Regions from separate parts of the Homo sapiens genome. Here region 1 is linked to region 2. A link is a loop called in an ENCODE intact Hi-C map of the cell type or tissue named here. Cell type or tissue: GM12878. All regions are shown on one strand. Each heading gives the region's core, and the rest is flanking DNA. Links, peaks and the distances in the headings are about the cores only.

What was found. Hi-C counts contacts between places; a loop is a spot of excess contacts. Peaks named below come from ENCODE experiments on the same cell type or tissue, not always from the same donor. Only the 100,000 strongest peaks of a DNase experiment are listed, where the experiment ranks them.
Region 1: it touches region 2 in a loop (2.4-fold over the local background); 2 of 110 quality-filtered maps call a loop at or near these places.

The regions. Positions count from the first base shown.
Region 1 is chr9:85,060,421-85,077,729 of GRCh38, reverse strand. No RefSeq gene overlaps it. Among named protein-coding and RNA genes, the nearest start is that of NTRK2, 400 kb to the right of the region's middle. In GM12878, for the core only: no CTCF peak of the experiment used is centred there; a DNase peak (open chromatin) is centred at 9,735.
Region 2 is chr9:84,688,110-84,701,267 of GRCh38, reverse strand. The region is part of intron 2 of NTRK2 (neurotrophic receptor tyrosine kinase 2); the gene reads right to left. Among named protein-coding and RNA genes, the nearest start is that of NTRK2, 25 kb to the right of the region's middle. RefSeq lists an enhancer at 6,923-7,182. In GM12878, for the core only: a CTCF peak has its summit at 3,555 (motif pointing left); a DNase peak (open chromatin) is centred at 6,807; H3K27ac peaks cover 902 bases.

The DNA.
Region 1 (17,309 bases), core at 5,801-13,800, 370 kb before region 2:
AAATTACCACCAACTTGGTGTCTTTAAAACAACACGAATTGATCAACTTCGCAAGATGGCCGAATAGGAACAGCTCCGGTCTACAGCTCCCAGCGTGAGCGACGCAGAAGACGGGTGATTTCTGCATTTCCATCTGAGGTACCGGGTTCATCTCACTAGGGAGTGCCAGACAGTGGGCGCAGGTCAGTGGGTGCGCGCACCGTGCACGAGCCGAAGCAGGGCGAGGCATTGCCTCACTCGGGAAGCGCAAGGGGTCAGGGAGTTCCCTTTCCTAGTCAAAGAAAGGGGTGATGGACGGCACCTGGAAAATCAGGCCACTCCCACCCGAATACTGCGCTTGTCCAACGGGCTTAAAAAACGGTGCACCACCAGATTATATCCCGCACCTGACTCGGAGGGTCATACGACCACGGAGTCTCGCTGATTGCTAGCACAGCAGTCTGAGATCTAACTGCAAGGCGGCAGCGAGGCTGGGGGAGGGGCGACCACCATTGCCCAGGCTTGCTTAGGTAAACAAAGCAGCCGGGAAGCTCGAACTGGGTGGAGCCCACCACAGCTCAAGGAGGCCTGCCTGCCTCTGTAGGCTCCACCTCTGGGGGCAGGGCACAGACAAACAAAAAGACAGCAGTAACCTCTGCAGACTTAAATGTCCCTGTCTGACAGCTTTGAAGAGAGCAGTGGTTCTCCCAGTACGCAGCTGGAGATCTGAGAATGGGCAGACTGCCTCCTCAAGTGGGTGCCTGACCCCTGACCCCCGAGGAGCCTAACTGGGAGGCACCCCCCAGCAGGGGCACACTGACACTTCACACGGCAGGGTACTCCAACAGACCTGCAGCTGAGGGTCCTGTCTGTTAGAAGGAAAACTAACAAACAGAAAGGACATCCACACCAAAAACCCATCTGTACATCACCATCATCAAAGACCAAAAGTAGATAAAACCACAAAGATGGGGAAAAAACAGAACAGAAAAACTGGAAACTCTAAAAAGCAGAGCACCTCTCCTCCTCCAAAGGAACGCAGTTCCTCACCAGCAACGGAACAAAGCTGGATGGAGAATGACTTGGACGAGCTGAGAGAAGAAGGCTTCAGACGATCAAATTACTCTGAGCTACGGGAGGACATTCAAACCAAAGGCAAAGAAGTTGAAAACTTTGAAAAAAATTTAGAAGAATGTATAACTAGAGTAACCAATACAGAGAAGTGTTTAAAGGAGCTGATGGAGCGGAAAACCAAGGCGAGAACTACGTGAAGAATGCAGAAGCCTCAGGAGCTGATGCGATCAACTGGAAGAAAGGGTACAGTGATGGAAGATGAAATGAATGAAATGAAGCGAGAAGGGAAGTTTAGAGAAAAAAGAATAAAAAGAAATGAGCAAAGCCTCCAAGAAATATGGGACTATGTGAAAAGACCAAATCTACGTCTGATTGGTGTACCTGAAAGTGATGGGGAGAATGGAACCAAGTTGGAAAACACTCTGCAGGATATTATCCAGGAGAACTTCCCCAATCTAGCAAGGCAGGCCAACGTTCAGATTCAGGAAATACAGAGAGTGCCACAAAGATACTCCTCAAGAAGAGCAACTCCAAGACATATAATTGTCAGATTCACCAAAGTAGAAATGAAGGAAAAAATGTTAAGGGCAGCCAGAGAGAAAGGTCGGGTTACCCTCAAAGGGAAGCCCGTCAGACTAACAGCGGATCTCTCGGCAGAAACCCTATAAGCCAGAAGAGAGTGGGGGCCAATATTCCACATTCTTAAAGAAAACAATTTTCAACCCAGAATTTCATATCCAGCCAAACTAAGCTTCATAAGTGAAGGAGAAATAAAATATTTTACAGACAAGCAAATGCTGAGAGATTTTGTCACCACCAGGCCTGCCCTAAAAGAGCTCCTGAAGGAAGCGCTAAACATGGAAAGGAACAACTGGTACCAGCCGCTGCAAAATCATGCCAAAATGTAAAGACCATCGAGACTAGGAAGAAACTGCATCAACTAACGAGCAAAATAACCAGCTAACATCATCATGACAGGATCAAATTCACACATAACAATATTAACTTTAAATGTAAATGGACTAAATGCTCCAATTAAAAGACACAGACTGGCAAATTGGATAAAGAGTCAAGATCCATCAGTGTGCTGTATTCAGGAAACCCATCTCACATGCAGAGACACACATAGGCTCAAAATAAAAGGATGGAGGAAAATCTACCAAGCAAATGGAAAACAAAAAAAGGCAGGGGTTGCAATCCTAGTCTCTGATAAAACAGACTTTAAACCAACAAAGATCAAAAGAGACAAAGAAGGCCATTACATAATGGTAAAGGGATCAATTCAACAAGAAGAGCTAACTATCCTAAATATATATGCACCCAACACAGGAGCACCCAGATCATAAAGCAAGTCCTGAGTGACCTACAAAGAGACTTAGACTCCCACACATTAATAATGGGAGACTTTAACACCCCACTGTCAACATTAGACAGATCAACGAGACAGAAAGTCAACAAGGATACCCACGAATTGAACTCAGCTCTGCACCAAGCAGACCTAATAGACATCTACAGAACTCTCCACCCCAAATCAACAGAATATACATTTTTTTCAGCACCACGCCACACCTATTCCAAAATTGACCACATACTTGGAAGTAAAGCTCTCCTCAGCAAATGTAAAAGAACAGAAATTATAACAAACTATCTCTCAGACCACAGTGCAATCAAACTAGAACTCAGGATTAAGAATCTCATTCAAAACCGCTCAACTACATGGAAACTGAACAACCTGCTCCTGCATGACTACTGGGTACATAACGAAATGAAGGCAGAAATAAAGATGTTCTTTGAAACCAATGAGAACAAAGACACAACATACCAGAATCTCTGGGACGCATTCAAAGCAGTGTGTAGAGGGAAATTTATAGCACTAAATGCCCACAAGAGAAAGCAGGAAAGATCCAAAATTGACACCCTAACATCACAATTAAAAGAACTAGAAAAGCAAGAGCAAACACATTCAAAAGCTAGCAGAAGGCAAGAAATAACTAAAATCAGAGCAGAACTGAAGGAAATAGAGACACAAAAAACCCTTCAAAAAATTAATGAATCCAGGAGCTGGTTTTTTGAAAGGATCAACAAAATAGATAGACTGCTAGCAAGACTAATAAAGAAAAAAAGAGAGAAGAATCAAATAGACACAATAAAAAATGATAAAGGGGATATCACCACCGATCCCACAGAAATACAAACTACCATCAGAGGATACTACAAACACCTCTACGCAAATAAACTAGAAAATCTAGAAGAAATGGATAAATTCCTCGACACATACACTCTCCCAAGACTAAACCAGGAAGAAGTTGAATCTCTGAATAGACCAATAACAGGAGCTGAAATTGTGGCAATAATCAATAGCTTACCAACCAAAAAGAGTCCAGGACCAGACGGATTCACAGCCGAATTCTACCAGAGGTACAAGGAGGAACTGGTACCATTCCTTCTGAAACTATTCCAATCATTAGAAAAAGAGGGAATCCTCCCTAACTCATTTTATGAGGCCAGCATCATTCTGATACCAAAGCCAGGCAGAGACACAACCAAAAAAGAGAATTTTAGACCAATATCCTTGATGAACATTGATGCAAAAATCCTCAATAAAATACTGGCAAAACGAATCCAGCAGCACATTAAAAGGCTTATCCATCATGATCAAGTGGGCTTCATCCCTGGGATGCAAGGCTGGTTCAATATACGCAAATCAATAAATGTAATCCAGCATATAAACAGAGCCAAAGACAAAAACCACATGATTATCTCAATAGATGCAGAAAAGGCCTTTGACAAAATTCAACAACCTTCGTGCTAAAAACTCTCAATAAATTAGGTATTGATGGGACATATTTCAAAATAATAAGAGCTATCTATGACAAACCCACAGCCAATATCATACTGAATGGGCAAAAACTGGAAGCATTCCCTTTGAAAACTGGCACAAGACAGGGATGCCCTCTCTCACCACTCCTATTCAACATAGTGTTGGAAGTTCTGGCCAGGGCCATTAGGCAGGAGAAGGAAATAAAGGGTATTCAATTAGGAAAAGAGGAAGTCAAATTGTCCCTGTTTGCAGATGACATGATTGTGTATCTAGAAAACCCCATTGTCTCAGCCCAAAATCTCTTTAAGCTGATAAGCAACTTCAGCAAAGTTTCAGGATACAAAATCAATGTACAAAAATCCCAAGCATTCTTATACACCAACAACAGACAAACAGAGCCAAATCATGAGTGAACTCCCATTCACAATTGCTTCAAAGAGAGTAAAATACCTAGGAATCCAACTTACAAGGGATGTGAAGGACCTCTTCAAGGAGAACTACAAACCACTGCTCAAGGAAATAAAAGAGGATACAAACAAATGGAAGAACATTCCATGCTCATGGGTAGGAAGAATCAATATTGTGAAAATGGCCATACTGCCCAAGGTAATTTACAGATTCAGTGCCATCCCCATCAAGCTACCAATGGCTTTCTTCACAGAATTGGAAAAAACTACTTTAAAGTTCATATAGAACCAAAAAAGAGCCCACATCGCCAAGTCAATCCTAAGCCAAAAGAACAAAGCTGGAGGCATCACACTACCTGACTTCAAACTATACTACAAGGCTACAGTAACCAAAACAGCATGGTACTGGTACCAAAACAGAGATATAGAACAATGGAACAGAACAGAGCCCTCAGAAATAACGCCACATATCTACAACTATCTGATCTTTGATAAACCTGAGAAAAACAAGCAATGGGGAAAGGATTCCCTATTTAATAAATGGTGCTGGGAAAATTGGCCAGCCATATGTAGAAAGCTGAAACTGGATCCCTTCCTTACACCTTATACAAAAATCAATTCAAGATGGATTAAAGACTTAAATGTTAGACCTAAAACGATAAAAACCCTAGAAGAAAACCTAGGCATTACCATTCAGGACATAGGCATGGGCAAGGACTTCATGGCTAAAACACCAAAAGCAATGGCAACAAAAGCCAAAATTGACAAATGGGATCTAATTAAACTAAAGAGCTTCTGCACAGCAAAAGAAACTACCATTAGAGTGAACAGGCAACCTACAAAATGGGAGAAAATTTGCGCAACCTACTCATCTGACAAAGGGCTAATATCCAGAATCTACAATGAACTCAAACAAATTTACAAGAAAAAAACAAACAACCCCATCAAAAAGGGGGCGAAGGACATGAACAGACAGTTCTCAAAAGAAGACATTTATGCAGCCAAAAGACACATGAAAAAATGCTCATCATCACTGGCCATCAGAGAAATGCAAATCAAAACCACAATGAGATACCATCTCACACCAGTTAGAATGGCCATCATTAAAAAGTCAGGAAACAACAGGTGCTGGAGAGGATGTGGAGAAATAGGAACACTTTTACACTGTTGGTGGGACTGTAAACTAGTTCAACCATTGTGGAAGTCAGTGTGGCGATTCCTCAGGGATCTAGAACTAGAAATACCATTTGACCCAGCCATCCCATTACTGGGTGTATACCCAAAGGACTATAAATCATGCTGCTATAAAGACACATGCACACGTATGTTTATTGCGGCATTATTCACAATAGCAAAGACATGGAACCAACCCAAATGTCCAACAATGATAGACTGGACTAAGAAAATGTGGCACATATACACCATGGAATACTATGCAGCCATAAAAAATGATGAGTTCATGTCCTTTGTAGGGACATGGATGAAATTGGAAATCATCAGTCTCAGTAAACTATTGCAAGAACAAAAAACCAAACACCGCATATTCTCACTCATAGGTGGGAACTGAAAAATGAGATCACATGGACACAGGAAGGGGAACATCACACTCTGGGGACTGTTGTGGGGTGGGGGGAGGGGAGAGGGATAGCATTGGGAGATATACCTAATGCTAGATGACAAGTTAGTGGGTGCAGTGCGCCAGCATGGCACATGTATACATATGTAACTAACCTGCACAGTGTACACATGTACCCTAAAACTTAAAGTATAATAATAAAAGAAAAAAAAAACATGAATTTATTCTTACCAAAGTCCTGGATGCCAAAGGTCCAAAATCAATATCATTGGGTCAAATCAAGGTGTTAAGGCTGGGCTCCCCCTGGAGACTCTAGGGAAGAATCCCTTCCTTGCCTTTGCAACTTCTAGGGACTGTCTTGGCTTGTGATCACATCATCACTCTAATTTTCCAGGCCAGCATTTTCATATCTCTTGTTGTTCTTTCTTCGTGTGGCCTTCTCTCTATCAAAATTTCCCTGCTTCTCTCTTATAAGCATAGTTCTGATTGCATTTAGAACCCACCCAGATAATCCAGGTTAGTCTCCTCATTTCAAGATCTTTAACTGAATCACATCTGCAAATACAGTTTTCTCTAAAAAGGTAACATTTACATAATTCAGGGGTTAGAGCCTGGATATTTTTGGGGGCCGTTATTCTGCCTACTACAGGTAGCAATGCACATTTTGTGTAAAATTGCATGTACTTCCCTCCTATCCCCTTCCCCAAATGTTCAATATAGGAGGAAGAGGTAATGGCTCAATTCCTAGGAAATGTCCTGGTATTATGGCATCCTGGGCCCCAGGTGGGAAGCTTGTGATTGTGGCATTTCTCCCTGAGAAGTGGAACAATTTAATTCCAATCAGTCAAACAACAAGCATCTTGTGTGTCTTCCACGTCTATGACTGATATGGTTTAGATGTTTCATCCCTTCCAAATCCTATGTTGAAGTGTGACCTCTAATGTTGGAGATGGGGCTAGTGGGAGGTGTTTGGGTCATGGGGGCAGATACCTCATGAATGGCTTGTTGCTGCTGGTACTCACAGTAATGAGTGAGTTCTCACTCAGTGAGTTCACATGAGATCCAGTTGCTTAAAGGAGTCTGGCATCTCCTCCCTATTTCTCTTGCTCCCTCTCTCACCATGTGATGCACTGGCTCCTCTTTGCTTTCTGCCATGATTGTCAGCTTCTTGAGGTCTCACCAGAAACCAAACAGATGTATGTGCCAAACTTGTACAACTTGCAGAAATGTAAGCCAAATAAACCTGTTTTCTGTATAAACTACCAGCCTCAGGTATTCCTTTATAGCAATGCAAATGGACTAACAGTGACATTCAGTTGGATGTGTGCTAGAGATATAAGGATTGTATTAGTCCATTTTCATGCTGCTGATTAAGACATACCTGAGACCAGGGTGCAGTTTACAAAAGAAAGAGATTTATTGGACTTACAGTTCTGTGTGGCTGGGGAGACCTCACAATCATGGCGGAAGGTGAAAGGCACATCTCACATCGCAGCAGACAAGAGAAGAAGAGGGCTTGTGCAGGAAAACTCCCTGTTATCATAACCATCAGATTTCATGAGACTTACTATCATAAGAACAGCATGGGAAACACCTACCCCCGTGATTCAATTACCTCCTACCAGGTCCCTCCCAAAACACGTGGGAATTCAAAATGAGATTTGGGCGGAGACACAGCCAAACCATTATCATTCTGCCCCCGGCCCCTCCCAAATCTCATGTCCTCACATTTCAAAACCAATCATGCCTTCCCAATAGTCCCCCAGAGTCTTAACTAATTTCAGCATTAATTCAAAAGTCCACAGTCCAAAGTCTCATCCAAGACAAGGCAAATCCCTTCTGCCTATGAGCCTGTAAAATCAAAAGCAAGTTAGTTACTTCCTATATACAATGGGGGTACAGGTATTGGATAAATACAGTCATTTCAAATGGGAGACATTGGCCAAAACAAAGGGGCTACAGGCCCCACGCAAATCTGAAATCCAGCAGAGTGGTCAAATCTTAAAGCTCCAAGATGATCTCCTTTGACTCCATGTCTCACATCCAGGTCACGCTGATGCAAGAGGTGGGTTCCTATGGTCTTGGGCAACTCTGCCCCTGTGGCTTTGCAGGGTAGGCCCCCCTCCCGGCTGCTTTCACAGGCTGGTGTTGAGTATCTGCAGCAGCTTTTCCAGGCGCATGGTGCAAGCTGTCAGTGGATCTACCATTCTGAGGTCTGGAGGACAATGGCCCTCTTCTCACAGCTCCACTAGGTGGTGCCCCAGTAGGGACTCTATGTGGAGGCTCCAACCCAACATTTCCCTTCTGTACTGACCTAGCAGAGGTTCTCTATAAGGGCCCCACCCCTGCAGCAAACTTTTGCCTGGGTATCCAGGCTTTTACATACATCTTCGGAAATCTAGGCAGAGGTTCACAAACCTCAATTCTTGACTTCTGTGCACCCACAGGGTCAACACCATGTGGAAGCTGCCAAGACCTGGGGCTTCCACCCTCTGAAGCAACAGCTCGAGCTGTACCTTGGCCCCTTTTAATCACGGCTGGAGTGGCTGGGACACAGGCCACCAAATCCCTAGAGTACACACAACACAGGGGCCCTGGGTCTGGCCCAGGAAACCATTTTCTCTTAGGCTTCCAAGCCTATGATGGGAGGGGCTGCCGTTAAGACCTCTGCCATGCCCTGGAGACATTTTCCTCATTGTCTTGGGAATTAACGTTTGGCTCCTCGTTACTTATGAAAATTTCTGCAGCTGGCTTGAATTTCTCCTCAGAAAATGGGTTTTTCTTTTCTATCACATTGTCAGGCTGCAAATTTTCCAAACTTTTATGCTCTGCTTCTCTTATAAAACTGAATGCCTTTTAACCCAAGTCACTTCTTGAATGCTTTGCTGTTTAGAAATTTCTTCCAGCAGATACTCTAAATCATCTCTCTCAAGTTCAAAGTTCTACAAATCTCTAGGGCAGGGACAAAATACCACCACTCTCTTTGCTCCAAAGGTAACAAGAGTCACCTTTGCTTTCAGTTCCCAACAAGTTCCTCATCTCCATCTGAGACCACCTCAACCTGGACCTTATTGTCCATATTGCTATCTGGCTTTTGGTCAATGCCATTCAACAAGTCTCTAGGAAGTTCCAAAGTTTCCCACATTTTTCTGTCTTCTACTGAGCCCTCCAAACTGTTCCAGCCTCTGCCTATTACCCAGTTCCAAAGTTGCTTCCACATTTTCATGTATCTTTTTCAGTAGCGTCCCACTCTACTGGTACCAATTTACAGTATTAGTCTGTTTTCACACTACTGATACAGACATAACTGAGACGGGGCAATTTACAAAAGAAAGAGATTTATTGGACTTAACTGTTCCACGTGGCTGGAGAGAGCTCACAGTCATGGCAGAAGGTGAAAGGCATGTCCCACATCTCAGCAGACAAGAGAAGAGGGCTTGTGCAGGAAAACTCCCCCTTAAAATAAACATCAGATCTCATGAGACTTACCATCACAAGAATAGCATGGGAAAGACCTGCCCCTGTGATTCAATTACCTCCCACCAGGTCCCTCCCACAATACATGGGAATTCAAGATGAGATTTGGGTGGGGACACAGCCAAACCATATCAAGGATGAATGAAGCAGGGTGCCATCTTGAGAAAAAGTGGAAGAGAAAACACAGAGACACACATACAGTTACTATTCAACAAGTGCTTAATTAAAATCCCAGGATAACTTTGAAGTCTAACCGAGTAGGAATTGAATTGAAATACAGATCCTGGTCCCATTACAAATACCACCAAAATGTCCCATTCCTTCCAGGTGAGGCATGCAAGCACTGTTGACAACGCAGCTAAAGTTGCCTTCAGCAACCCTCAGCAGAAAATGCAGGTGACCGATCTTAGTTCCTCTTGGAAGTTTTGTTTTTGCTAAACTAGATTTCAAAATAGTGTTTGCACAGGACTGTGGAGACATGTCAATTTCTGGATTGCCAGGATATTTTTAGATAGATGCTGAGTTAGAGAAAAGAGTAGTAATTGATTTGGGGTGAATATTTATATCTTTTCAACACCTTATTTGTAACTTTCCATGCAATTTTTCTATTATCTATTTTCAAAGTGAACTTAGAATTAGTTTTAAAAGTTATTGATGCATACTAAAACCATAACAGCATAGGTTCTACAGATTTAATAAAACTTCCAAAAATAATGACTATTAAATTGCAAATATAAGTGCATACTCCTAAATAAGCCCCTAATGGTATTCACTGTGGAAGAGATTTTTGTATTAGATAAGTGTATTTTGGTCATACTCACAGAATTTTAGTTTCTGAACATAACTTATTATGAGACATTTTCTTCTATTACATAAAATTTTCAACAATCCATCCCTGCATCTCTTCACAGAATTTCACTCAAGTACTACTGCCTTAAAAAAGTGATATTTCACATTACATTGCCTCTTCTCACCTCTTCAACAGCTTTCTCTGATGGATGAGAATACAGTAGCACTTTTCAACATGAGAAGCCTGCCTTATATAAATCTTCAGTTCACTATTAAACAACTATCAATGGATTAAGAATATTTTTTCAATTTGGAGCTTTGCCAACAAAAAACAGTCACATTGTAAAATATTTAGAGGCTTATTCTCAGCCAAATGTGAATGATCAAGTCCTGAAGCACAGCCTCAATAAGTCCTGAGAACATATACCCCAGGTGGTTGGCTTACAGCTTGATTTTATACATTTTAGGGAGACAGAAGTTACAGGCAGAGACATAAGCCAATACGTGTAAGGTGTACATTGATTCCTGTTAGAAAAGCAGAATATGGAGAAGTGAAGTCTTCCAGATCTTGGGTGGTTTAAATATTTCACGATTGATAATTGGTTGAAACTTCTGCCTGAAGTGTTGAAGTCAGCAGAAAGAAACGTTTGTAGTTAAGATAAGGGGAGACTGTGGAAGCCAAGGTTCTTGTTAGGTAGGTGAAGCCTCCAGGTAGCAGGCTTCAGAGAGAATAGATGGTAAATGTCTCTTATCGGACTCTAAAATGTGCTAGATATAAGAGTCTAATCTCAATCTTTCTCTAATCTTAATCTTTAATCTAATTTTAATCTTTAAGAATTAACTCTCTCCTGGATCAGGAAAGGACCTGGGAAGGAAAGAGCCTTCTGTACAGAATGTAGATTTTCTCCGTCAGACAACTTTACAGGGCCATTTCAAAATATGTCCAAAAAATATAGTTTGGGGAAAAATACTTCAATTTTTTTCAGAGCCTACTGTCTGTCATGTGATGCTATACCAGAGTCAGGTTCGAATCTGGTATCTTATTTGCTAGAGAGTCTGTTTTGTCAATCTTAAGATCTCTATTTTAATGTTAATGTTGGTAAGTTATGCCTGAATCCCAAAGGGAGGAGGGTATAATGAGGCAGGTCTGATTCCCCTTTCCATTGCCACCTGAACTAGTTTTTCGGTTTACTTTGGAATGCCCTTGGCCAAGAAGAGGCATCCGTTCAGTCAACTGGGGGCCTTAGAATTTTATTTTTGGCTTGCAGCTTGATACAACTGACTGGTGTTCGTGTATTGAAGGTGAAGATGTAGAAGGACTATTTGCCCTGGTCTCCTGGGAATAGATATTTATGCAACCAGTCACAGAGGTAAGACTAAAAGCAGCAGATGTCTGTCATACAATTTTAAACTTGTGTCTTGCTAAGAAAAATTTAGAAACAAGGCAAAGCATGATTGTATGTTCTTTAATACCATGCATTGCTCAACAGGTCTGATGAAGGGTCATCAGACTCTCTAGGGAAAGGTAACTGAGTTCGCACAATTGATTGGGGTCCAGATATTTACAATTCTGAGAAACCAATAAGGTGTGATAAATTTCTTTTCTGGCTCTAAGATAAGATAAGCCACAGATTATGTTTCATTACTCTGTGGCATATTCATCATTTAATATCTAATTTAGTAATCATACTTTAGCATTCCTGAATTGCCCATTTGCTGTAAGAATCTCAATTTTTCATAGCCTCCTTTTTAACTGGTGTCATTTTTCCTGCATTAATCAAATGAAACTTTGGCACACGTTTCCTATATGTCGTGTGGAGTTGGTGTTAATATGCTTTAAAATTATATTTGTCTACCTGTTTCCAGACCACACTGCCTATATTGAACTATACCTAAAAATATTCATAAATCTCTTAATACCATCGTGAATGGCTCATATGGCATTGTGTTTGTTAACAGCATTAAGTTCTTCATTGAAAATATTTAAAATATGGCACAATTTTTATATCTCTGTTTTAGCATTTCTTTATTTTTAACATATCAGGAATGACTCAAAAAATGAAAGAGGCACTGGTTTCTCTTACCTTCTGAGAGACCCTGGTTCATCATCACCTTCTGTCATGTGCCAGTAGACTTGAGAAAGTCTCTTCTGGTTGCTAAACTATCAATGGGATTTTAAAGCCTTATTGGGCATTGAGAAACATTAACATTCAGCCCCCTTTTCTTTCCTGAAATAAGATCTTAGGAATGTCCCAAGGGGAAAGAAACCTTTCCCTTTGATTTTGTTTTTTATGTCTCTCTTAGAGGCTGAGTACTATTAACACCTGACATCAAAGTCACAGGCCAAAAGCATGACCTTCCTCAAAGGAATTCTGAAGAAAATCACCTTTCAAAAGTGGCCAGTTATGGCCATGGAATTTGGGGAATCTAAAGGTGGAGATTAGAGTCTGGAGCTCTGCCTTCTAGGGCTGCTGATCACCTCACTGAGATTTGTGCAGGGTACTTCTGCTGGGAAGAACCACTACAGCAGCCTTGAACAATGACACGTTCAGCCATCCAAAGCTGAACTCATGATGCTTTCTTTATTGTCTTTCACCTCACTCAGTGGCACCTATTTTCTCATGATAAACCTCAGAGTCAATTTTAAAATACTGTTTTCTTCTGACTCAGCCTGGTCAAGCCCCAGGAATTCTACAACCTAAATATCTCTTGAATTCATTCATGCCTCCCCACATCCACTGCCACCAGCAAATGTAAGACAACATTATTTCTCTCCTGAAAGACTGCCATAGTTTTCTAACTGACCTACCTTTTACCTTCCTCCAATTTTGGTAAACGTAAATTGATAACCTTTCATGTGCTCACTGATCCCTCATAGTGAAGCCCTGTGTGACACGGCCTGTAAGGCCTCAGATGACTTATGCCCGTGTATCTCTCCAAGCTCATCCCCCCATTCTTCTCTCCAGCTCCATTAAGATACCTTAAGTTCCTTGACTATGCCAGGTCTTTTGCTACCCCAGGGCCTTTTTTTTTTTTTTTTTTTTTTTTGTTGAGGCAGAATTTCGCTCTTGTTGCCCCCCGAGGCTGGAGTGCAATGGTGAGATCTCGACTCACCGCAACCTCCACCTCCCGGGTTCAAGTGATTCTCCTGCCTCAGCCTCCTGAGTAGCTGGGATTACAGGCATGCATCACCATGCTTTGCTAATTTTTTGTATTTTTAGCATAGATGGGGTTTCTCCATGTTCTTTAGGCTGGTCTCAAGCTCCCTACCTGAGATGATCCGCCCACCTTGGCCTCCCAAAGTGCTGGGATTACAGGCGTGAGCCACCGCATCCAGCCCGCAGGGCTTTTAGCCTGCTCTTCCCTCTGCTAAGAACACTCTTTTCTCCTTGCCCCCTTAGGGATGACTTCTCTGAACCCCTCGGCTGGGTCAGAACCCCTCGTTACAAGTTCTCATCTCACTCCACATTTGTCTATCAAACCATTTACCACAATTGGCATGGTAGCAGGATCTCAGTGTTTGAATATTCAGTGTATCATTGATATGTGGAAATATATTGCTTTTCTTCTTTTTTTCTGCGTTTGCTACAAAAAGAGTCATTTTTTCCATTTGGCGTGCAAAAATGACTCTTCTCGGATCACAGTGAAATTGTTCCTCCCTCCCTCCACTCTTTCCACCTCATGCAGGCCAGGCAATTCTAATGACCAAGGGCATCCTACTCTTGAGAGAAGAGAAACATTTTCTGTTGGAAATGATTTAGGAGAAGTTCTGATAGGGGATCAAATTTTTCCTGATGGAAGAGGTTCCATTGGAGCATTCATTAATGTTGAGGTAAAACATTAATAGCCCAAGGGTAGGAACTTGGGACACCTGGAGGCAGGATCAAGTTGCTAATAAGGAGAAGCTTCTGAGAGGCACTGGGCTAAGCCCAATTAGTTGACTGTGAGAATATCTGCTGCCAGGATGTGTCTGACATGTGGACTGAGAAAAGAGCCATAGAGAGAGTGGCAAGCCCAGTAGGCTGCCTTCCTGCAGGTGGCATTTCCAGGTCACCTGCACCCAGGCTACTCTCTCCAACCCCCATGTAAGGAGAGCTTCAGGGCATTTCTAAACCCCAGGGGATCTCTAGAACCCTATGAAAGACTAAGGAGGAATGAGACTTCTTTAGAGCCTGACTGGGTGCTCAAGAGCACTCCAGGCTGACCCGGAGCAGAAACTGTTGTATAATTTATTAATGATTTGTTTGCTATCTGGGCGTCTTCCACTTCACTCAGCAGAATGTAACTTCCAAGAGAGTGGGAAGGTATCTGTCCTGATCACCACTGTACAACACACCTGATGCAGCAGTTGGCTCACAACTCTCGTTGAATATCTCCATGGGCCTCAATTCAGCACCTAGAAAATGGGGAGATTGGGTCCTGTTACTGGTTCTTGTGATGATTTGAGCCTCAGAAGTGCATCTAATTTAAAAAGAATCTGACTTAGCGTCCCAATATGAATATCAATTAAAAATGAGTTTGCTCTGACTGAGTCAGCAACGGGGATTCATCCCTCAACACCTCAGTCGACCCTAAACCTACTGTTATGTGACCTAGCTGAAATTTTACTCCACCTTAATTCTGCTTATCTTTAAGAAACAGGATGCTTGCAATTAGAAGTTTCCCCTGGCGACCAAATTGGCTGAAACTGGAAGGATCCAAGACGGCAGCTCACTTGACCTCTGCAGAACCTCTAACTTCATTATAATCTAATTTCCATGCTAAATGACCTTCCCTCCAGCCCATGACTATTGACAATCACCATGACAATGACTGGAAGAAACCATAAAAGGACAAAAAGGAAGGCAGCACTCTGGTCCTGAGAAATTGTCTGCCTATTTCTGGAAAAGACATGAATATTCCTATCCTTGCTTTTAATACCCAACACCTACATTTAAGGTGCCCCATATCTGTGGCTTCCTAGCTCTCATGAACTGAGAAGTTGATTTGTGAGCCACGCTCCTGCTTCTCAGTTCCACGGCCATCAAATGAAGCCTGCATTGCCTGACAATCACTTTTGGTTTCACATATTGGCTTCATGACACCAAACAAAGAAAGAACCCATCTTTTGGAGGACTGGCTTTGTCAGTAACACTATCTCTTCCTTCCTCAAGGCATCCCCTCCTGGGCCCCTTGGAACATCACCCAACAACCCTGGGACTGAATCATCTCTTAATGAGCCTGTTTTAAGTCACATAAAGCTTTCTAGTTGATACAGGACAGGTGAGCCCCAAAACCGGAGCTTAGCCCAGGAGAGTTCTTGGCTTTTCCCAGGAAAGAATTCAAGGGCAAGCTGGTGGTGCTGGGCAACTTTTATTAAAGTGGCAGTGTACAGCAGCAGCAGAGGTACTGCTCCTAGTGAAGCAGGGCTACCTACAGGTAGTGCACCCAGAGCAGCAGCTCAGAGGCAGTTGTTTAGTCATATTTATGCAAATTAAGGGGCAGATTATGTGGACATTTCTAGAAAAAGGATGGTAACTTTCAGATTGTCAAGTCATTGGCTTGGAAAGGGACAGTAACTTCTAGGTGTTGCCATGGCAATGGGAAACTGACATGCACACTAGTGGGCATGTCTTGTGGAGAGGTTACCTCTTCCCTGTTTTAGCTAGTCCTCAATCTGGTCCAGTGTCCAAGCCCTGCCTCTGGAGTTGAGTCCTGCCTCCTACCTCCCAGTTACAACATGCTTTCCAGTGTCCTATTCTTACTACAGTGGTGACCATCCTGTTTGAAGACTCTCTGAAGTTAGTGTGCCAGGAAAGTGAGCTAAGACAATGGCAAGCCATAATAGTCTTAAGGATGATGTCTGAGGCAGGAATTCTTGGCCCCAAACACAGATTCGTTAGCACACTGTGATGCACTAATTCTGGTATTCCAACAAAATAGAGAAAGGTAACCCCTGGCTATGGGCTGTCTCACACTCTCAAGGTGGTCAGAAAAGTTCAACTTAGCCAGTTCCTACTTTGGACAGAGAGGCCTGCCTGGCTTTTTGGATTAGCTATGGTATTAGACATCCTGGCCTCATCTTAAATTTCCTGCCCTCTCGAGAATGAATGTGGGAACTCCTTTCTGCAGAGTCTGGGCTCCATATGCATCCTCCTCCCACTGCATTCATCAAACCCACTATCTGCCATAAGTGTACGGACCCCAGTCAAATCTTGCACTTCACCAAGACCTGTCACTACTCTGCTCTCCTCCTCTTTTACTTACTCTTAATCACTCGTCTTCAGACTAAAGGGAGAGTCTCAGCTAAGTAAAGATGACATTGTTCATAATACATTTCCCAACATGCTGGGACCAGATTTTTAGCATAATGCCAGCCCCTTATGACAGACATGCATATTAACTAAGCCCATGATCTGTAAGAAATTAAAGGGGATTAGAGCTAATCACTTGTTGCAGGAGAGTAAGTTTTATATTGAAAATATGACCCATGGCCAGCATCTCACCCTAATATAGCTGATATAGAGCAAAACCTGGATTCTGTGCTTCTAAAATTCATGAATGCTTAGAAAGAGGCCAAAATTCTCCAGACTGTAAGAGAAACCTGCCTCTGCGTCTTCATAGGTAAAGATCACTGTGGTTATGCTTTTAGGTCTTGATCAAATATTTGTAGAGCCCTGTAAATATGTGCTTTTTTATTGAAAAACAATTATGTTGCTCTATAGCTGCACTCTGAAAATATTTCTGTCTGACAATAGATGTACTTTGATTTATCTTCATAAGAACAACTTTTACAGATCCTAATTGTTCTGATTGAAAACTACGACTTCCAAATTCTTTTAGGAAGAGGAATACTTTTTCAATCAACCCCCCAAAGCTGTTTCCTGACTTATTCCCCTACCCTGTCTTTCCCACTTGTGCTTTTTTCCAATGAGCAAGATTTAATCACGCCATTATACTATACACTAATGAGGAAATTGAGGCTCATGGCTGGTAGGTGGCAAAGCCAGCAATTGAAGTCACATCTGCCAATTTCCAAAGGATGTGTTTTTTGCTATCTTTTGGAATGAATCATCTATAAAATGCTTCCCCTGTCAAGGTTCTGTTTTCATTTTTTTTCATTACTTTTAATTCAGCCCATTTACCTACTTTCCAACCCCCTCCCCACACCACCTTCACATTAAGCCACCTTTTTTTTCCTTCTGTT
Region 2 (13,158 bases), core at 445-8,444:
GAAGCAGAGCTAAAGAGACAGAACTCTAAAAATACCACTTGAGCCTTTAGATACAACTGTCTCTCAGGCTAGATGTCACTAACCTAAGTTAATCTTAAGTTCTATCATTTGCAATCAGTAAAGTCCCTAGTGATCCAAACAAATAACTATTAAAACCATCATCATGGAATTTCCTATACTCTACCCTGTACTACAGTTATTTAAGTACCTGTCTATTCAGTTTTCTTAGATCACAATGTCTTTGAGATAGCTAGATCTGTTTTATAATTCTTAATATGCATCACAGCACCTGGCTCAGTACCCAGTACAAGGTAGGTACTCAAAGGATGGATGGATGGATGGATGGACGGATGGATGGACAGATGGAGAAAAGATGAACTGCACTTGGAGTTACAAAGGCATTACAAGAAATTATGCCAGGAGGAAATCTCCCCTTTCTTTTTGAAAAAATTTAAGATATATAACATATTCCAATTAAGACACTGAAAACAAATATGCAGCCCTGCTGTTAACAATGTGAGTTAAAATGAAAAAAATATTAAATGATGGGGAGGAACACACAGCATCTATAGGTCCCCCACTGTGTGAAAGAAAATGATGACAAGCTGTATAGTAAGGGTTTGGGCACCTCTTTTTAGAAAATAAATTTTAAAAATAAAAATCAGTAGATTCTCTGAGAAGACAAAATTACACCAAAGAGAAATACTTTTAAAAGCATCCACACAAACATTGTCCCCTGTTACATAAAAAACCAGCCTCCAAGATAGAACGGCGGCTTCTTCTGAAAAAATTCTTGGTTGTCCCTGATACCCAGGGCCTGGCACACTTAATAAATGTGCAGGAAGCTTTCGTTCCCTTCTCTCCTCCCACCACACATAGAAGAAAGAAACATTTTAAGACTTGAAAGGAATGCTCAATTTTTAACATCAACTGTTTCAGAGTTATCATACTTTAGATACATTTTTGCAAGATTTTTCACCAACATTTTCAATAGAGACCACAGTGACCTCACTCTTCTAAATGATCTCACAGTAAGAACTGCATTCTAAAGAGCCCTGAATTTTAATACTTTTTCTCATGCAACTGACAGCAAAAAGGATAGATAATGTGGGCGAGTTTTCCTCTGGAGTCACAATCCAGACTTCCAGGCAAGCCTGTCCCCTCCTACCAGCTGTGTAAGCATGAGGCCTGTCACTGTCCTGAAGTCATTGAGAGTTCTTCCTCACTCTTTTCCTGGATTATCCTTGCATCCTCCATGCTCACAACAAGGGCCTGGAACTCAATGGGGACTTTATTATGATCTGCACAAGGCACTCATCTTTAACTTTTTGTTACTTATGCCCTTTCTTTTCATTTTTCATCAGACATTTAATTTATAAACTCCCCGGTTTTATTCAATAGAATACAACGAACCAGCAAATAAAAATGGAAGGCATAGAGGAGAGAAAGACAGGGGTAGAGATGTCAATGGATTGCACAAAACTATGTGGGAAAAAAAAGAAAAAAAACAATTTAAAAATAAAAATAAATTAAAAATAAAGAGATATCAACGGAGCCCGGAATTCAATTTAGAAATGCATACACTCGTTAGAAAAAAAAAAAAACACACACATAAGCTTAATTCTATGCTTTCTAGTCACCAGTGTCCAAGAAAGAAGGAGATGAGGATAAATTTGGTCAATGGTAAATTCACAGTATTCATGAGATGAAAATGAGCCAATTAAGCAAAGCACCACTATTCTGAAATCTAAGACCAGACAGGAAATTTTGCTGAAAACCATTCAAAAGCACCATCAAAAGAAGTTATGAAAAATGGTCACTAGAGAATACGCTTCTACTGTGGGGGCAAGAATGCCCTGGATAAATAAATACATTTTTCTTCTTGTCAAGATGGAAAGGCCAACAGAAGAGCTGGATTACAAGTTTAGCAAGGGCCAGGAGCAGTGCCTCACGCCTGTAATCCTAGCACTTTGGGAGGCCAAGTCGGGCGGATCACGAGGTCAGGAGATTGAGACCATCCTGGCTAACATGGTGAAACCCCGTCTCAACTAAAAATACAAAAAATTAGCCAGGCGTGGTGGCGGGTACCTGTAGTCCCAGCTACTCAGGAGGCTGAGGCAGGAGAATGGTGTGAACCCGGGAGGTGGAGCTTGACATGAGCCGAGATCACACCACTGCACTCCAGCCTGGGCAACAGTGCAAGACTCCGTCTCAAAAAAAAAAAAAAATTTTCAGCAAGGGCTCCTCTAGTAGTAGATCCTAAGAATTCCCCCTCATAAGCTACTACGTGTAGTCATGTCCACAATATAGATGCTAGCTACAAACTGCTCAGGAAATCTACCCCCTAAGAAACTCTCCTTAGCTACCACTAAGTGAAGAATCAAATCATAGGGTTAGAAAAGAAGCCAGTAAGGTGAATAACAGGGAATTCACAGAGGGAAAACTTCGGTGGCCAAGAAACATGAAAAGTTGCTTATCTCCCAAGAAATGTGAAATGTAAATTAAAATAACAATGACATATTATTCCTCTCCCACTAGATTGACAAAATGTTTAAAGTCTAACAATGTAAAACATTTCTATGGATGTGATGAAATTTCTCTGAAATTGTTGGAGGAAGTGTAAATTGTTATAACTACTTTGAAAAGCACTTGGCCTGTATCTTGGAAAATTATAAATCAGAACCCTTCAGGGCCCAGCAATTCTATTCCAGGTATTCATCCAAGAGAAGTTCTCACATATGGACTCAAGAAGAGTCATTGTAATATGATCAGTAGAATATTACAACATTCATTGTCATAGAGTCAAAAGCTGGAACAACCCGAGTGTCCATCCATAAAGAAATAGACATTGTTTAAAATAAGGTGATATATATATATATATATTAGATTAAATCAGATCTACATATTTGAACAGAAAGACACTGCTATGCGAAGTGAGAAAGAAGATAAGCAAAATTGTATACTGATACGTACATGTAACATAAAACAATCTGTGTGAACTTTTAAAAATACACAAAAAATAATATCACATAGTGTTCACAGTCAAGTAGATATGCCAAGTATAGAAAGATGATTCCAAGGAAGGTGGCCTTGGGAAAGGAGAATGGGTCTGGGGTTACACACACACACACACATACACAGAAACTATTTATACCATTTATGTTATTAAACTGCTAAACTATTTTATTAAAAGAAAAAATAGCTTAAAAATATTCAACTATTATTTCTGAATGTAATTATATAAAGTTATTATGTCATTATACTTTTTTGAATTTTTAAAATTTATGAAGAAAAAAGAAAAGAAAGAGACAGCAAGCAAGAAAGGGTGGGAGGGAGAGAGGGAAAGAAAGAGAGACAGAGACTGCAACAACCATACAAAGGAAATAACTGCAGGAAAGCCAGACCCCAGGGTTTCTCAGTGACTCAGTGGACAAACACACCCGAGCTCAAGTTCTTGGTTCCCTGGACCACCCAAACAGCAAACAGCTAACAGCTTTCTTTCCCTGCTCCACAGCCTCCGCATGGAAACAGAAGACCAAGGTGTGTGCTGCGCTGCCCCCTCCTGGTGACTTCCACCTGCCTCCAGGAGGATCTCCACAGCCCTGGCCTCTCCTGCTCTCTGCCTCAGGGCAACTGATCCCAAAGGCACAGGGTTAGGAAGGAGAGAGGAAGTGCCAGGTCAGGGCCACTGACAGGCGGGCAGCAGGCTCTTTCCCAGAAAACCACTCCCCACTGCCCCTGTTAAAGTGCAGTGACACTGTGGGCTCTTCACCGAGTCAAGCTCTGCTTAATAAAACACATCTCCAAAAAGGGTGCCATTCCCTCAAGGGAGCAGTGGGAAGGCCCAGAATTGTGGCACACACCCCAACCAGGAGATTTCTCTCCATGACAACCTCAAACTCCTCTAACCTAGGCCCACTGCTCTAGAAAGCTTAGGCCCAGGGGCTTCCAAGCACAGCCCCTCCGCCCCCAGAGCCCATGTCCCCGCACTTGCCTCACAGGAATCTCACGAGGTCCACGGAGTTTTCATCTTCTCAGAAAATTGAGCTTCCCTCCACCCCCCAGCCTGCAGACGTTGCTTGCATGCTCTCTTAGGCAAGTCAGCGGCCCTTAAATAGTGACCAAGAGGCATGGTGAATTCGGATTTTTTGTTTCATTTGGTACTCCTTAGGAATTTCTCTCACCTCGTCAGTCCCTCAGGGTCCCTGGCCCTCAACCTTTATTAATAATCTGCCAGGAATCATTGGTGGCCTTCAACCATCCTGTTCTGCCCAGAATGTGCCTTCCTCCCTTACCAAGTCCATATACAGGACTCTTGCTAGGACCTCATATTATGAGGGCAGTTTTTGCTGTTATTTTTTGCACATTTACTACATCCCAAGGTCATTAACTATTGCCCTAAAGATTGGATCTTATATGATAGAGTCTTATCAATGTACTCATCTAAATCTATCCCAGGACCCTCCACGACTGCTTGAGTGATTTGTAGACACAACACCAAAAATGCTTTTTCCAATCAGAACATTTTTATTCCATCGGTTGGCATGCAGTTTTAGCATTTATTGCACTTGTAAGTTTGCAATTAAGAATTAGAGCAATGGGAGGTACTCTTTGTACCCTCAATTTTATTTTTCTATGAGTCTACCTGACCCCATAACTGAATTGCTAGCTCCTCATCTCATCTCACTGATCTCCGTTTCCTAGCACAGAGCTGATGCTCAAGGAATGTCTGCTCACTTAGGGCACCCAAACTGATCCTCCACCTGGAGTTTATCACCGTCATAGGACACAGCTTCACTTCTCATGCAGAAAACAAGCAAACAAAGGAAAGACAATAACAGAAGGGGGTGGAAAGCTGATTTGGAACCCCAAATTTGTCCAATCTAAAAGCTAATTTAGATTACAAGAACACAACATATTCAAACCCACTACTTATTTACTTATTTATTTAAGTGATAAAAACCAGCTAGCCACAGTGGCTCACACCTGTAATCCTAGTACTTTGGGAGGCCAAGGCAGGAGGCTTGAGTCCAGGAGTTCGAGACCAGCTTGGGCAACATAGTAATACCCTGTCTACACAAAATTTAAAAATTAGCTGGGCATGGTGGCAGGTGCCTGTGGTCCCAGCTGCTTGGGAGACTGAGGTGGGAGGATCACTTGAGTCCAAGAAGTTAAGGCTACAGTGAGCCATGATAGCGCCAACTGCACTCCAGCCTGGGTGACAGAGCAAGATCTTGTCTAAAATAATAATAATAATTGCCCTCAGCAGATAAGCATTCATTTGCCACAGAACCCCAACATGTGAGGAATGTAAGACTAGAAATGGCCTCCATGATTCTTCAAATCCAGCAATTCTTTATCTTGAAGGAGATGATGCTCTAAGGAGAGACAGTGGACACTGCCACAGGATATGATGAGCCAAAAAGAAAAGGTTTTAAGAAGAAGTACATGCACTTGCCCTGTGAGGGCACAGTGGAAGGAACTACAAAAATTATTGGAAATATATATTTGTTTATATATATTTAAATAATTGGGCAGGTCAGTGAAGGCTTAAAAGGAGAAAGGGCATTGAGCTCAAGCTTTGAAGAGTGATCGGAAAGTGGATAAAGAATTAGAACATAAACACAGTACATGCTATTTGTCATCTTGTTTTGTGTTGTCACCAAATCTTCTCCAGTCTCAATTTGACATTCAGGACCTTTACTAAGACATTTTTCTGAGGGTAAAGAATTTCCTCTTCTTTGGCTTAACAAAAAGCTTATAGCTGGCTTTTTGGAAAATAAGAGAAAAGAGGTAATTTTAGAGAAAATTCACAGAAATATTTTTGACTTACAGGTTCCTGGAAAGGGTCCTCATTACATTTTAAAAGGTTTCACATTTGCTTTAACAACCTATCAAATAATTCCTCTAGGTAATCTCTTCAAGCAACAAGGAGTAGTATCTAATGCATCTTGTCTTTAAGCATATTAGCTTAATAGTGGTATTACTCAAAAGAAAAATTCCCCTTTAGCCTAGACTTTATTACCTGAACTGTACTTTGGCAACACATCAAAATGAAATGGAAGCAGCTGTGAATATTTCAAATGGTGACTCTTCAAAGTGGAATCGTTTCCTGCTACCCCATCCTCCCTCCTTATAGATAGATCAATAAAATAGATAGATACATAGATAGATAGAAGTTTTTTGTTGTGTGTTTTTTTTTTTTTTTTTTTTGAGACGGAGTCTCACTCTGTCACCCAGGCTGGAGTGCAGTGGCGCGATCTCGGCTCACTGCAAGCTCCCCAGGATGGTCTCCATCTCCTGACCTCGTGATCCACCCGCCTTGGTCTCCTGAAGTGCTGGCATTACAGACGTGAGCCACCGCGCCCGGCCAATAGATAGATTTTTATCAAATCTAATCTATCAATCAATCTATCATCTCCAGATGATATCTATCAATCTATCTATCATCTCTAGATAGACAGATGATAGATAGATGATTGATTGATAGATTAGATTTGATAAAAGTAGATAGACCTCAAATTCCCAGGCTTACAGCCACGGCATTTCAACTATGACAGGATTCTCTCTGCTCTAAGGTTTCTTTCATAGGGAGTAGAATAATCCTTTTCTAAAAAAAAAATTCCCTTGGTCCCTGGGTTCACAGCTAGCCAGTTTCAGTTTCTCAGCAAAAATGCTGAGAAAGAGTTTTGAAAGTCAGTCCCTGAGCAGGTGCAGGTGATACGGAAGATCAGACTCTCAGTCTGTGGCTCTATTCTTGAGGGGGTATGCACCCCAACTGTGAGGACGTGAATGGAAAGAACGCTAAATGAGCAAGCCCAAAATCTAAATTTGAAGAGCTTACTACTGCATGCTGTTGAGCAGTGGCATTTTCAGCTTTCAGTTTCTTTTTGGCCATGAGCTTTGAAGTAGCACCAGTAACTCCCTCTTTATGGAGTGCTAACTGGTGTTAGCCAGAAGGCTACCCAGGGACTGTCTCCTAACAAAATAATGCTACCAGGAGAGTTCTATGATTGTTCCCATTTTTCAGAAGACAAAACTGGGGCCTCGCCATGCCAGATCACTTCCCCTAAGTCACATAGCTGCCAAAACAGGATTTGAACCCAGATGTACCTGCCTCTGAAGTCTGAGCCCATAGCCACTGTACCACGCTCTAGGACTGGGGACTTGTAAATCCAGCACCTTCACGATAAATAATTTCTAGAGTTTTTGCACAATGGACCTTTACAAATAATCACAGCCCAAACACAGCAGTCAATGGAAAAGAACAGGGATACTTTTTAGGATGATGTCCTGTATTATATTTACATAGAGCAACAATAGGAGATAAATAAGAAATCTTCAGATTCTTACACAATGCCTCTGAAAACTGCAGCTTATTAGAACAGCCCAAATACTCCGGGCATTTACAAATTTGAGTGCCTGGAAAATAATTGGTAGTGTAGGATGAGGACTAAACATACTGCACTAGCTTCACCTCTTACTGGCTATATGACCTGAGACAAGTCCCTACGCCTCAGTTTCCTTGTCTGCAAAATGCAGTAACGACAGTAACTGCCTCCTAGGGTTGTTGGGAAAATTAGAAAACCAGACTGCACATGAGAATTTCAATTAATGCTAATTATTATTTAAAATGAACAGACCAGTTTCAAGGCCTGGCTTGGTTACTAACTAGCTGGTGAGCTTAATGTCACCCAGCCTCTAGTGCAAGAGGAAATTTGAATTGATAATATCTCACATCTCTTCAATACATAAATTATGAGAAAAAATCTTCAAAATATTATAAAGAAAAAAATTACACTCTGTATTTCTCTCTGAGTGTTTATATAGCACTTTTCTTATCTGTTCCCACCAATATGGTGATTTCCAACAGGGACCACCAAAATTTATGATGAGAAAAAAAAACTTAACATTTTCTTTCTCATAAAACATATAGGTCTCTATAATGAAAGGATAACTTTAATTTAACTTATTGCCAGAGCCCTGAATGCAAGTTTAAGACTGGATCTCAGTCTACAAGTAGCATGATGGGTAAATCTTAGCAACTGATGATCAGCCAGAGGTCACAGTCAAAAGCACGTGGTCGGGATCTGACCAACAAGGGTGCTTTATTTTTTAGAAAATTTTAATTAGTCACTAACATTTGAGATTGAAAATTTTCACATTTAAAAAGTTTTGAATTTCCATGTTGTCTTAAGAAAACAGAAGGTCCATGAAACTGAACCAGCATCTCCTCCTGGCAACCACGAGCTGTGCTGCCCCTGGGTTGTTCGGAGCACATTTCCAATTGGTTCCATCTTGAGCAACTTCCGATCTTTCACTGGCCCATGGAAAGATTTTATGACACCTGATTTAATTCTTGCTCATAAGAGACTTTAATGCTCCAACTAATCTCCTACATGAATAGGAGATGTGTAGAGCTCCCATGCATAGCAATCTCTAAAATGAACCTCATCAAATAAATGCTACCAGGAGACTAGCACACAGAAACTGTATGTAAACCCTGGGCGCGGTGGCTCATGCCTGTAATCCCAGCACTTTGGGGGGCCAAGGTGGGCAGATCACCCGAGGTCAGGAGTTCGAGACCAGCCTGAGCAACATGGAGAAACCCCGTCTCTACTAAAAATACAAAATTAGCCAGGTGGGTAGCACATGCCTGTAATCCCTGCTTTCAGGAGGCTGAGGCAGGAGAATCCTTGAACCTGGGAGGCAGAGGTTACAGTGAGCCAAAATCGCGCCATTGGATTCCAGCCTGGGAGGCAAAGTGAGACTCTGTCTCAAAAAAAAAAAAAAAAAAAAGAAAAAAAGAAAAAAAAGAAAAGAAAAGAAACTGTGTGTAAAATGACACAGAAACTACAATTAAAAATTGACAATGTCTTTAAGTTACTTTTACCTGTTCTGGAAACTTTGCAAACTTCTTCTGTTGTTAAAAATGAACTAATACTTGCACAGACATAGCCAAGGTAATTTGATAGTTGGTATAATGGTAAATACAATTCCCAGGAGAAGCAAGGGATGGGTTTTTTTCTGACAATTTTTTTTCTTCCAACGTATTTAATTAATATAATTGTATATTTTACATTAGGTCTCAGATCTTTCATAGGTCACAGTAATCCACGACAGCCGATGGGAAGACAATAACTGAACAGGTACCATGGCACCAATTTACCATATTAAACCATGAAGAGTACCAGGACAAAAATGACACTGAACTACTCTCCAAAAAATAGAAATGGCTTAAAAGTTGACGTTTAAGCCACAGTTTTTATTTGGAGCAGATGTACTCTAACATCGGTCAATATGAAACCATCAGAAACACAAGTCAGCTCATTCAGCGACTTGGGGTGCCCTCTGCAGCTAATTCATCCTGGCAGGCTCACAAGAGGACCATCTCTCTCAGGGTTGGAGGCACCACGGGAGCCTAAGGGAGCTTTTCCTATGGCTGGGGAGGCCGTCTGGTCACACCTGCTCCTAACAGCTCCTAGGCCAAAACCTTCTCTGCTGCTCTGTGGGGTGGAACTCTGGGATTTCAATCAAGCATTTGTCTAAGTTCTGGGGCAGTCACAGGGCTGCTTCCCCCAGGAAGCCTGCATCTCTGCTGGTACCTCTGCAGCTCATCTTCATACTCAGATAGGGTAGCTTCCACCTGAACAAGCACACAGACCAGGCTGCTTGGTCTTTATAAAAGGATGTCAGCCCCCACCATCTGCTTGTTTGGTTTTCAAAGAGAACAGATCTGGCCTTAACCAGCAACAGAGACTAAAATTTTCCAGGCTCTTGTCAAAGGAGACAACTTCAAATCATGTGCAGTCCAGTTTCCATCAAAGCCTGGTTCAGCAAAGGGCATGTAGGAATGGGAGTCTAACATCCTGAGTTGTATCTGTTATAATTACAGCCCTGGGATAGGAGATTAAATTCTTGGACAACTTTAGCCTCCTTGCAGAATTGATGTCCTTGTCACTTCCTCCAACTTTCACTGGCTTTCTCAGGAAGAAGAAAATGAAAGCTACTTCTGGATTTTTCATAAAAACTGTGCGTTACATCACTTATTGTTCCTGCAAAAGAAATTCCTTTTGGAATACACTGCCAGACAAATCTGTGTTCCTGTGGAATTAGTAGGCATTCTCCTTCCTAATAATGAGTTTCTCTTTTCACTGCCAGGAAGTTGGGGACAAATGTTGCACTCAGTTACAGCAACTATGCCAACCATTAGGGTTAGTTGGAGTTCTTGTCTTTAATTCTTTCATCCCTCTCATTTTTACCTTATTAATTTTATTGTATAAAATAATTATAATTCAAATAGTTATTCAAATACTGATGAAAAACTGATTGTGACATTTTTAACATTCATTCCATAAAAATTAAATGGTCTTTATGTACAATATGCTGACACTATAGAATTACTCTATACTAGTTGTTTTCAAGAAATGGGTTAGTAAGTAGTTTCATCTATGATTTATTAAAATTTCAGAATGAATGCTCATTAAAAAGTAAAATCTTGAAACTTCAATCTAACATATAAATTATCATTTTTTTTATTTTTTTTTTTGAGATGGAGTCTCACTCTGTCGCCCAGGCTGGAGTGCAGTGGCGTGATCTTGGCTCACTGCAAGCTCCACCTCCCAGGTTCACACCATTCTCCTGCCTCGGCCTCCCAAGTAGCTGGGACCACAGGCGCCTGCCACCACCGGCCACCATGCCCAGCTAATGTTTTTTTTTGTAATAAATTATCATTTTTTAAAATGTCTTTTCCTCTTTCCCTGTTCTTTCAAGCCAATACATTTCCCATTTATGACTCTTGAAGAAGAATCTCCAATGATTCGCCTGGACTGTAAGAATTCTAAAAAGCATTCAAGTCATCACGAATCACAGCAGAACACAGTTTTGAAAGCTCTTGGCCTCCAGTCAGGACAAATCATTTCACAAGAAGAAAATTTTTGGAACTAATACTTCTTCTCCAGCTTCAGGATAGGTCAAGCATGGCAAAGAGAAAAATGAGCATAATGTCAAGAGAGGAGAATGATTCCAGTGGTAAAATTTTAGGATCTCTATGAAGGTCTGTTTTGATATTGGCACAATTTTTCAGCCAACTTTTATAGGCTATGGGAGTAAGGAAAGGGAGTGAAATTCAGGGACACTTCCCATTTTATCTTCAGCATTTCACTTCTCATGTTAACCTTCAGTCATTTTTATAGATGGCTAGAGATTACTTTCTTTGGAGTTAAACTTCAAAGATGCTAGTGGAAAGAAATTCCAATCATAGTGGTTGTGTAAGGCCACAATAAGTAAGTTATTTTGCAAAAGGAAAGCATGAATAGCTGTAAAAGTCCTAAACAAATATCTTATTTAAAAAAAAAGCTTTTAATTCAAGGGATATATTACTGTTCAAAAAGATGTACATTTTTGAGGTACCTAGAACAGTCAAATTCATAGAGACAGAAAGTAGAATGGTGGTTGCCAGGCACTAGAGGGAGGTAAGGTTATGGGGGGTCATGGTTTGAAGGGTACAGAGTTTCAATTATTCCAGGTGTAAAGAGTTCTGGAAATGGATGGTGGTGATGGTTACACAACACGTGGATGTACTTAGCATCACTGAAATATGAACTTAAAAATGGTTAAAATGGCAAACTTTATGTCATGTGTGTTTCACTACAATTCTTTTTTTTAAAAAAAGGATAAGATGTCTATGTTTTAAAGGCCTTACAACTAAAGAATAAAAAGGACAGTTAAAAGAGAAAATGGAGAAAAATAAAAGAGAAAATGACTGACAATCCCAGAGTCCAGGAGGACTGTTAATAAACAACCTGACCAATAAAATAGACCAGGACCATCAAAGAAACCAAAGTCACAGAACAAAGACAATGACCTGAATAACAGTCATGAAATCTCACTTGTGATCGCTCAGCACACGAATGGTTAATGTCCCAATCAGCTAAGCACACCAGGTCCTACACGATGAGAGTAATGCACAGACAAGCCAAAGGGCATGCAAAGGTTGCCATAAGGGAACCAGCGCCATTTACATCTGTCCTCTTAGCCTCAGGCTGTTCAGTGTCATGCTCAAGGCAGAGTCTTTTGCTTTTCAGTCCTCCCAACCTCACAGAGTAGTTTCCTCTGAATCATATTTGAAGATAGCTCCACACATGCGCACACATATAAGCTAACAGCAGAGTGCGAACTGTGTGTCAGGCACTGCTATAAGCATTCTACATGCATCAGCTCACTTTAACCTCACAGTAATGCTTTTCTATTTTTCTATTATTGCCCACTTTTCCAGATGGGGAAACTGAGACATGAAAGCTTTAGTTACTAGTCCAAAGTAGCAGTGGCAGACCACACATCCTAGTGGAGCCCTTAACCCACCAATGTTACAACAGGAATCACTCCCCTACACAAACTCCCAAAGAAAATGGAAAATTAATCTATCAATCCATTATGCATGTCTACTGACATATTCAGTAATTTTTCAATTCAGGAAAAAAGACATCGTGAGGAAAGGAACTTTTCAGGCACAGTTTTTACAATCTCAGGATCCTCCAGGGGTCCCAGTAAAAAATAATAGTATTTAGCCACAATTAGCTGATTCTTGAAACATTACATTTAGACCCAGAACTTTCAGGGGCAATAATAAAATCCATATGGGGAAGAGAGAAAGGAGGAAGCTGGTAGCTAATGACGTTTAACAATTCTCATTGACTGCTGGGGACAGATCTATGCTTTGCTTGTGATCTGCTTGTGTCTATGATAATATCACAAAACTTGATGGGGAGGAATCCAGTATACTCTGTCCTTGTTGGGAACATGGAGCCCCTGAAGAGAGGGTGGGGCACTGAAGTGTAGGAACCATCTGAAGAGCCTGGCCACCCCCCTACACACTCCCAGGACATATGCCCTGCACTTGCCCTGATCCAGAGCATCATCGTCATAGCACAAAAGCACAATGAGGCAGAGGCCAGGTCCACAATGCAAAGGGCCGATCAGCCTGGTCCATGGCACCTTTAGCCCTGAGCATTGGGCCCAGGTCCTTTGGAGTCCATCACTCTGTTCTCCTTCAGCAAGTGCTTCCACATGAGGCAAGGAGTCCACAGAGCCAATAGGATGCTCCTTCCTGGATTTCACCCTTCCCCAGGATCCCAGAATTCCCTACTCAAAGACCCT